2 separate regions of the Mus musculus genome follow, and region 1 is linked to region 2. The links are chromatin loops, found by intact Hi-C in ENCODE. Cell type or tissue: heart. All regions are shown on one strand. Each heading gives the region's core, and the rest is flanking DNA. Links, peaks and the distances in the headings are about the cores only.

Evidence for each region. Peaks named below come from ENCODE experiments on the same cell type or tissue, not always from the same donor. Only the 100,000 strongest peaks of a DNase experiment are listed, where the experiment ranks them.
Region 1: a loop joins it to region 2, with 7 times the contacts of the local background. A loop is called at or near these places in 9 of 42 quality-filtered maps.

The regions. Positions count from the first base shown.
Region 1 is chrX:36,759,318-36,763,710 of GRCm38, forward strand. All of the region lies in intron 3 of Slc25a43 (solute carrier family 25, member 43), which reads left to right. Among named protein-coding and RNA genes, the nearest start is that of Gm23613, 15 kb to the right of the region's middle. In heart, for the core only: a CTCF peak has its summit at 1,741 (motif pointing right); no DNase peak of the experiment used is centred there.
Region 2 is chrX:36,909,164-36,913,556 of GRCm38, forward strand. It overlaps Septin6 (septin 6), which reads right to left. Exons shown (of 10, transcript NM_019942.5): 10 at 2,109-4,091. The coding sequence ends at 4,082. Gm15008 (predicted gene 15008) reads left to right here and starts at 1,671. Exons shown (of 4, transcript NR_045917.1): 1 at 1,671-1,726; 2 at 1,838-1,933; 3 at 2,392-2,445; 4 at 2,569-2,822. In heart, for the core only: a CTCF peak has its summit at 2,475 (motif pointing left); no DNase peak of the experiment used is centred there.

The DNA of each region.
Region 1 (4,393 bases), core at 189-4,188, 150 kb before region 2:
AGCAGATTCAGCTCCAGGCCATTAACTGTTTAGTTATCAAGTGCTATTTTGCCCTATGAACATCTTAGAAATAGTTAAAATTTCTCAGTTTCTAAGTAATGGGGCTATTTCTAATTCTTAAGTATAACAACACTGTAATGAAACCTCTTGTGTTTTTCACATTATATTCCTAGAAATTTTCTTGCAGGCCACAAGACCTGAAGGAGTATTGAGGACTAAGCCCAAGGACATGTGTGAGTTAGACTAGGATTCTACTACCACTGAGCTACACCCCCTGCCACTGCATATTTTTCTGTGTGCCAAGATCTCCTTAAACTACCAGGACTGGCCTTGATCTCCCCACATAATCCAGGAAAGGCTTCAAACTGAAGAGCTTCCCGCCTCAGTCTCCAGGGAGCTGGGATTTTCAGCATGAGCTACCGTGCCCAGCTCACGTCCTCTCTGTTGCTCATGTGGTTTTTGTTTGTTTTGACATTTATTTATGTATTTATGTATTTATTTATAGATTGTATTTGTATCAGTGCTCTGTCTGCATATACCCCTGTATGACAGAAGAGGGCATCAGACTCTATTATAGATAGTTTTGAGTCATCTCTCCACCTCCTTGTTTCTTTGTTTTAAAGACACGGTTTCTCTGTGTAGCCCCTGGCTGTCCTAGAACTCACTCTGTAGACCAGGCTGGTCTCAAACTCAGAGATCTTCCTGCTTCTGTCTGCCAAGGGTTGGGATTAAAGGCATACGCCACCATGCTGACTCAATGAAATTTACACGAGGCAGAGGTGGGTGGATTTCCATGATTTTGAGAATAGCCTGGTCTACAGAGTGAGTTCTAGGACAACCAGGGGCTATACAGAGAAACCCTGTCTCAAAAAAAAAAAAACAGAGAGAGAGAGAGAGAGAGAATACCTTCTCTCTCTCTCTCTCTCTCTCTCTCTTGCTCCCAGGGACATCCCCAGCATTTTCTTGCCTCTTTTGAGTCTGTCCTAGCTTAGGTAAAGTTTGGTGAGCTCTGGATCTACCTAAAATCGAACCTTGAGGCCTGGGGGTGGGGCTAGTCATCAGAGAGGGTTTCAGGCTGTTCTGTGATATCTAGATGTGAAGCTGAGAGATTTTGGTCTTCTCCATAAATCTTCAGCTTTACTTTCTTTTTCTGGTTGCTAAAACAATGGCTTTCTCTAGGAGACTCTAGCCAACACTACATTCTGCACTAGAATATCACCTTACCATAGCAATCTGCCACCAACCAGGGTAAGAAACACTGAGAGTGAGAATTTGAGTGCAGTCCTACTCATTTTCCCTTTGTGTGGGAACCTTCTAGCTAATGTATATATACTGTGTCAAGAAGCTGCAGTCAAGGCTGCGTATGGTGTCACTTGCCTGTGATCTCAGTGACAGAGGCAAGAAGGTCACAACTTCAAGGTCACCATCATCTACATAGCCAGTTTGAGATTAGCCTCAAGAAAACAAAAACAGAGAAAACAGCTTTCAAATAAATGCAAAGTCATAGTGGTTGTTTTTAAAAACACAAAATAAATGTACTGTAAAATAGGATTAGCATCTAATTATGACTAACATCATAAATGTCATCTGAAGATATAGTAAGCCAACTAATATGACGCAGCCAAAATTTTATTCTTCATGGGTTAGTAAATATAACAATTTGTCCATAATACATATTTTTAAAATTAACACCCAGGACAGAACCACAGGCCTTCAAATGCAAACATGGCATTACCTTCTCTGTCCACTAGGTGTCACTGCAGTAAACACATAGTCTCTGGCCATGGAAAGCTATGAACCAGCAACTTAGTGAGTTACTAACCTCACAGGCCCAGCTCAGAATCGCTTTCAGTTAGGAAGATAAGGGGGCAGAAGCAACAGGAAACGCCTAAAGTTTTTTTTTTTCCTGTAAAGCACATAATGCAATATTCATCAAGAAGAGAAAGCCATAAGAACCACACACTTCCACTGGATCAGGCAGGTTTCCGCACTTCATTTGTCACAAGGGCACCAAGCTGCTGTGACCTGAACACAGTTAATGGTAACATTTGCATTCCATTGGTTTTCTCCATGGCACTGCCCACCATGAAGCAAATCAACAGCAGGTGTCTGGTGGATAGCCAACTGAACAGGGAGTTTTTCCCAGCACCCACAGTGGCTGACGCCTTTGTCTGAGTGCCTGTCTTCATGGGCTTTTATCCAGACATTCGGACATACAATCTGTCTGTCTAATACCACGGCAGGTTGGAACTCTTCTGAACATTAATGACAATAATCAGAAGTCTTGTTTAGCCACCTGAGCCCTTCCTTCACCAGGCTTACATGCATTTTATCCTGCTTTTCTTTTGCTTGCTTGGCCCTGCTAGAGGATGGAGAGGTAAATAATTTATGCATGCGCATGTTTTGAGAGAATGTTTCTCGGGGAGAAGGGTCAGTTGTATGTGGAATGAAATGCCTCTACCTTGTGTGCTTTCACGGACCCTAATGCCACCCTGCCTGAAATCTCCTTTTCCACGTGTCTGTACATTTTAACTCCAGCTCCTCTGGATACAGCCTGGCCCTTCTATCTGCATCTCCACCTGGCTAAGACCCTGGGCCAGAAGATGCTGGCAGCACTAAGTGTATTAAAGAAACAATAGGCTGGGCATAGTGGCATAACCTTTAGGGAGGCAGAGGCAGGTGGATTTTTGTGAGTTTGAAGGTAACCTTGTCTACATAGCAAGTTCAAAGCCAGTCAGACCTACACAGTGAGCTACTGTCTCAAAGGGGTGGGGAGGGTGAAGAAAAGGAAAGGATTTAATACAAGAAAGTATAAGATGGAAGAAATGTTGACAACAAATATTTTATGTGATTAATCTATAAGCCCTATTAAGAACCAAAGAATTATGGGGGGGGGGGGAACTATAATAGTTCCATAGGCAGGTGTATGTGAAAGAGAAGGAGAGGCAGGCTGGGAACACTTTGCTGGGAGTCTGGGGAACAGCTTCGAACATGGGACCTGGAGTCTGGTAGGCCTTATGAAAGAATCAGGAAGGAGGTCCACGAACCCTCCCTCCACTCTGTTGCTCCTATTAGTTATCTCCATTTCACCAAATACAAACCCATGTGCCGTCCTGTTGATTTATACCCCAGTGGACTTTGCCCCCACCACAACTCACAGGGTAAGCAGGATTAGGCCAAGTCAGCATTTGAACTGAAAGTGCATAAAATGAAGGACAAAGGTGGTATCCAAGTGGCACAGCTCAGTGAGCAGAACACACATGGTCAGTGAATAAACAGAGGCCCCAGCCTGCTCAAATAGCCTCCACTCGGACCGCAATGGATACCACCTTGAGCAAGCTTTGCAGATACACAGTCACTTCATTAACCCACTCGGGGCTTCTAATGCTCCATCCTATGTCTTCACCCCCGCCTCCCTCCTCAGTCCTGAGCTCATGGTTCTCACAGCCTGCTGATTTGGACCGCTGAGTAGCACATCTTCACGATCACTTCCAACCCACTGTCTATCAAAGTTACCCATGTTCCCCTAAAACTGTCTTTCTAGACTTTTCCCTTTCTGGGCCATCAGTGTCCTAGATAGCCAAGCTAAGCATCCAGAAGTTAGGCTTGCCTCTGCCGTCCCTTCATCCAACCAACCCAAAGTTCATTTGCTTCTGCATTCATAAGTCTCCTACATGGGTCCTTTTTTTTTTTTTTATTGCCCTGACTCCCAGTCAAAGTCCTTATCAGCTCATAGTGCAGCACATACTGTTCTCTATGAGTGATTCTAAACGTGACTATTAGTACTGAGTGGGAAGATATAGTAGGCACCGGGCCAAGTGGATGTTCATTATGTCATCCAATCCTTACAACAATTCACAAAGTAAGCACTGTTGTTACTATATCTGCGTGTGAGTGCCTGTGTGTGTGTGTGTGTGTGTGTGTGTGTGTGTGTGTGTGTGTGTCACAGTGCACATACAGAAAGAAGTCAGACAACTTACGGGAGTCAGAGATCTCTGTCCGCCACGCAGGGCAGGTTCTGGAGCTTAAACTCAGATCGTCAAGTCTTGGCAGCAAGCACTTTTACCTGTTGAGCCATCTTGCCTATTGAGATGAGAAAACTGAGGCACTGTAGATTACAAGCCCATCTTTGAGCAACGGAACTGGGACAAAGGCCATGCATGCAGGTTTGCCTCCCGGATCAGAGCTCACTTCAGTCCATGGGTTTCTTGCAGAACAAATGTTCTTTTGCCCTGTCACTGTGGCTCCTCTATCACCTTTAGAGAATAAAGGCCGGCCCATTAGCTTGGCATGTTTCCCTCACCGACTTCACTGTGCGTGCTGTATAGAAGCCCTTTGTATAGGGAGTTGCAGAATCAAATGTCTGTAAGAATTCAGAAACAGCATGGACAGG
Region 2 (4,393 bases), core at 78-4,077:
AACTCAGGTTGTTAGGACTATGTACAAGCAGTTCTGATGGATGAGCTATCTTGACAGCCCACATCTTGGATCCTAAATCAAAAACAAAAAGCAGGACCTTAAAAAGATCAGTGTTGGGGGTGGAAAGATGGCACAGAGGTTAAGTAACGCATACCATTCTCTGAGAGAATCAGAGTTCAATTCCAAGCACACTTAAGCCTACTCTAACTCCAGTTCCAAGGGCTCAAACACCCTCTTCTGACCTCCATGGGCACTGTATACACACACACACACACACACACACACACACACACACACACAATTTTAAAATAAAATATTAGAAAAAATATGTCATAAAAAGAAAAGAAATTCTGTTCCCAATTAAAGATTTAGAAGACAAGGCAAAATGTATGACTTTAGACTAAATCCTACATTTAAGGGAAATTATGTAAAGAAAATTATTCGGTAGATGAAAGTGGTTTAATAATGAGATGAGTCAGTTACCAAAGTTGACAATTGTGGTTTGTACTGGCTAGTTTTGTGTCAACTTGACACAGCTGGAGTTATCACAGAGAAAGGAGCTTCAGTTGGGGAAATGCCTCCATGAGATTCAACTCTAAGGCATTTTTTCAATTAGTGATCAAGACACCTTGTGGGTGGGACCATGCCTGGGCTGGTAGTCTTGGTTCTATAAGAGAGCAGGCTGAGCAAGCCAGGGGAAGCAAGCCAGTAAAGAACATCACTCGTGGCCTCTGCATCAGCTCCTGCTTCCTCACCTGCTTGAGTTCCAGTCCTGACTTCCTTGGTGATGAACAGCAATGTGGAAGTGTAAGCTGAATAAACCCTTTCCTCCCCAACTTGCTTCTTGGTCATGATGTTTGTGCAGGAATAGAAACCCTAAGACATGGTTATAGAAGAGAATGTCCTTATTACCCATAATGTAAGTTAGTATAGAACATTACACAGTGGCCAAGGCTGCCCTTGAACTCCTGATCCTTTTGTCTCCATCTCCTCAGTGTTGTATTACAGGACTGTGCCACCACATCTGGTTCTATTTTGTGCAGAGGATTGAACCCAAGGCTGTAAGTGCCTGGCAAGAATTCTACCCACTGAACTACATCCCTTCCCTATTAGGGCAAGGACATTCTAAAGCCCATGCCAAGAAGGCAAGCAGTAATGCAAAATGGAGATGGTTCTCAGTGGGAGGTATCCAAACCCAAGCACCCCATTTAGTAAATGCACAGGGTTTTAAAAACGATTTATTTTAAATCATGTATATGTGTATCTGTCCGCGTGTGGGTATGTGCTTGTGAATTCTGCAGCTTCAGAGGCCAGAAGAGGGAGAGAGAATCAACGGAGCTGGAGGTGCAGGGGCAGTTGTGAAACCCCCCCCCCCAAGCCTGTGTGCTAGAAACCCCATCCTCTGCAAGAACAGCAAGTGGGTTTAACCTACAGAGCATCTCTTCAGTTCTATCCACGGATTTTTATTTTTATTTTGTTTTGTTTTTCGAGACAGGGTTTCTCTGTGTAGCCCTGGCTGTCCTGGAACTCACTCTGTAGACCAGGCTGGCCTAGAACTCAGAAATCCGCCTGCCTCTGCCTCCCGAGTGCTGGGATTAAAGGCGTGCACCATCACCGCCCGGCCCACGGATTTTTAAAGTATTTATTTAGCGAGTTTGTGCCCACATGACGCACTTGACTTAAACTCAGAGGACATCTTGCGTGAGTCCATCTCTGCTTCTACCACGTGAGTTCCAGGGATCAAACCCAGGCCACCAGGCTTGGCGGCAGGTACTTTTTCCTGCTGAGCCAGCTTGCTGACCCTAATGGCCCCATACTTTTTGTTTGTTGTTTTCAGTTAGCTCTGTGAAGGATTTGCTGGTATTCTTTTCTCAAGAAGCCCCACCCCCAACCCGCCGGGTTTACTGAGACAGGATCTGGATGTATAACCCAGGTTGGTATTGGACTTACTGTGTTTGGTTAGAGAAGACATCCTCTTCCCGATGCTTTCTGGATGCTGAGATTATAGGAATTTGACACCTGGTTTAAGATTTTATTGCTTTTACCACTGGAAACAGAACCCCAGTGCTTTGAACTCAGCATTTGACTTTCTTTTTTTCTTTCTTTTTCTTTTCTTTTTTCTTTTCTTTCTTTTTATTTATTTATTTATTTATTTATTTTTTGGTGTGTGTGGGGGCTGGGGGCTTGAGATGAAGTGCGTGTAGGGGTGAAGTGCTGGAGCACGTGTTGGGAGGTCAGAGAGCAACTTGCAAGGAATCAGTTCTCGCGTTCCCCCATGTGGGTCCTGGGGATCGAACTCAAATAGTTGGGCTTGGCGGTAGGCGACTTACTGTATTACCAGGCCGCCTGTGGTTTTCTTAACACAACACAACTTTCCCGCTATTCCAACAGATTATGGATCCTGTGTTTTCCAACACCTTCTCAGTATCAGTGTTCACCAACGTCGTAAGTATAGTCTCACTCTGCTGCCCCCTAGTGTGTGAGCTGCGTAGAGGTTGGTCAATTTTATTTGCTCTGGTATCCAAGCAGAGGCTTCTAGGTTTCCTTTCTTCATCATTTGGTCTTCAGGCAAATGAAGCTGAGGGAAGCAAGCCCCAATTCACTCACAAGCAGATTTCTGAAAACTGACCACTCTCCCTTTTACCTATTGCAATGCCCGGGAGGATTGGAGGCATCCCTGAGTGACCCAAGGCTTGGTATCTACAGAATGCCTTTCAACTAGTGAAATTGGGAAAATGTTCACAGCACAGGAGTAAATAAGAGCTGTTTTTGTTTTTGTTCTGTGGAATGCCATTTTCTGTCTTTACCCTCCTTCTACTGTCGAACACTAGTTCAACCAGTGCTAGTTAAAGGGAAAGCTGAGGACTTCCTGCTAATACCACCCAGTCCCATGGGAATGTCAGGGACAGGAGGAAGAAAGGCACGGGGAAGGGACATGCCAGTCCACTGAGGAAGACTTAGTAGGCTCCTGGCAGCTCTCTGAGCCTCCCAATTTATCCACTTGGGAGGTGGCCACCCATTCCTAAAGCAAATTGCCGTGACCCATGCCACCAACTGATGGGAGCAGATCATGGAGCCACTGAGCATTTCTTTGAATTTTATTGAAAATTGACATGGACATTAGAAAGATAATGAGCTAAACAGTGCTGGTTCCGGGATGTATCTTCTGGAGAATGGAAGCCCCGGAGGAGCAGTGACTGATCACACCTTTGAGCAAAAAGAACCACAGAGAAGAAAGGAAAAACAAACGGAGATTCTGGAAAACATGCAAAGAGGCTCTCTCAAGAGACGAGACAGCAGAATGTTGGTGTCTGTGGTGTGGACAGATAGGAATGAGCACATTCACATGGTATTCAGAGAGTAAGGAAAGCCAATGATTTCAAGGCAGATGTACCGCCATCAAAGCTCTCCTTCAAGATACCAAGTTGAATAGAAACCTCTTGCGAAACCTGCAAAGCCCCTTGGAAGTTTGTGTGGAGAAACTTTGTTCTCAACTAAGCTTAAGTTCCCCCCGCCCTCATGTCTTTCTCCAGCTGAATGGTAATTGTTCCATTTCTCCCCACCTTGCTGGGGTCTGCAGAAAGTCTGTGAATGCTGAAGGTGCAAATGCCACTCAACTTTCTCTTCCATATTCAAAATCAGCTTAATAGTGTCTGAAGACAGTCAACCCACTGAACCAGAGAATCGTTTTAAGAAAAACAACGTAACACTCAAAACCTGGTGAACAGCACTTCCACACCACAGCTGAGGTCTGCCACAGTCACTTAACAACACCTGGGTGAGTGGTCCTGTTGTTGTCTCTCTGAGGTTACATTTGGTCCATTTCCAGCTCTGATGATTCTTTTCCTGCCTTGTGAGTTTGGGACAAGACAATTCCATGTGAAACACCATGTAAGTCAGAAGAGAGCTTCTTGCCTGGACACAGGGACACATGTACACTTGTTGAGTGTGGTGTATATGTGCGCAGTTGCAGGGGAGGGGGATTGGTTGGTTTCTTGCTTGAGACAGTATGGAGCCCTAACTAACTCTTCTATAATGGCAGTCTTCTCCTTTAGACTTAGTACAGCTGCTGAAGACAAGGTTAAAAAAAGCTGGAGAGAGAGAGAAAGAGAGAGAAAACACGAAATTAGCCAAGGAGAAAGGACATTCAAAGTGACATGCAAGGGGGGTGGACAGTGGAAGGTAGTACAGATTAACTGCTGAGAAGACAGGAACAGGTCACGATGGGCCATCAGCACAGGAAATCTATAGAGAAGGTTTGAAGAACACCACACACACGTTTAATTGCATCTTGCTTTAATTTAAAAATAAGCACATATTAACAGCCAAACGTGAATGCCAAATGATTTTTAAAAAATCCAAACCAGGTGGAGAAAGCAGACTTCTTGGCTTA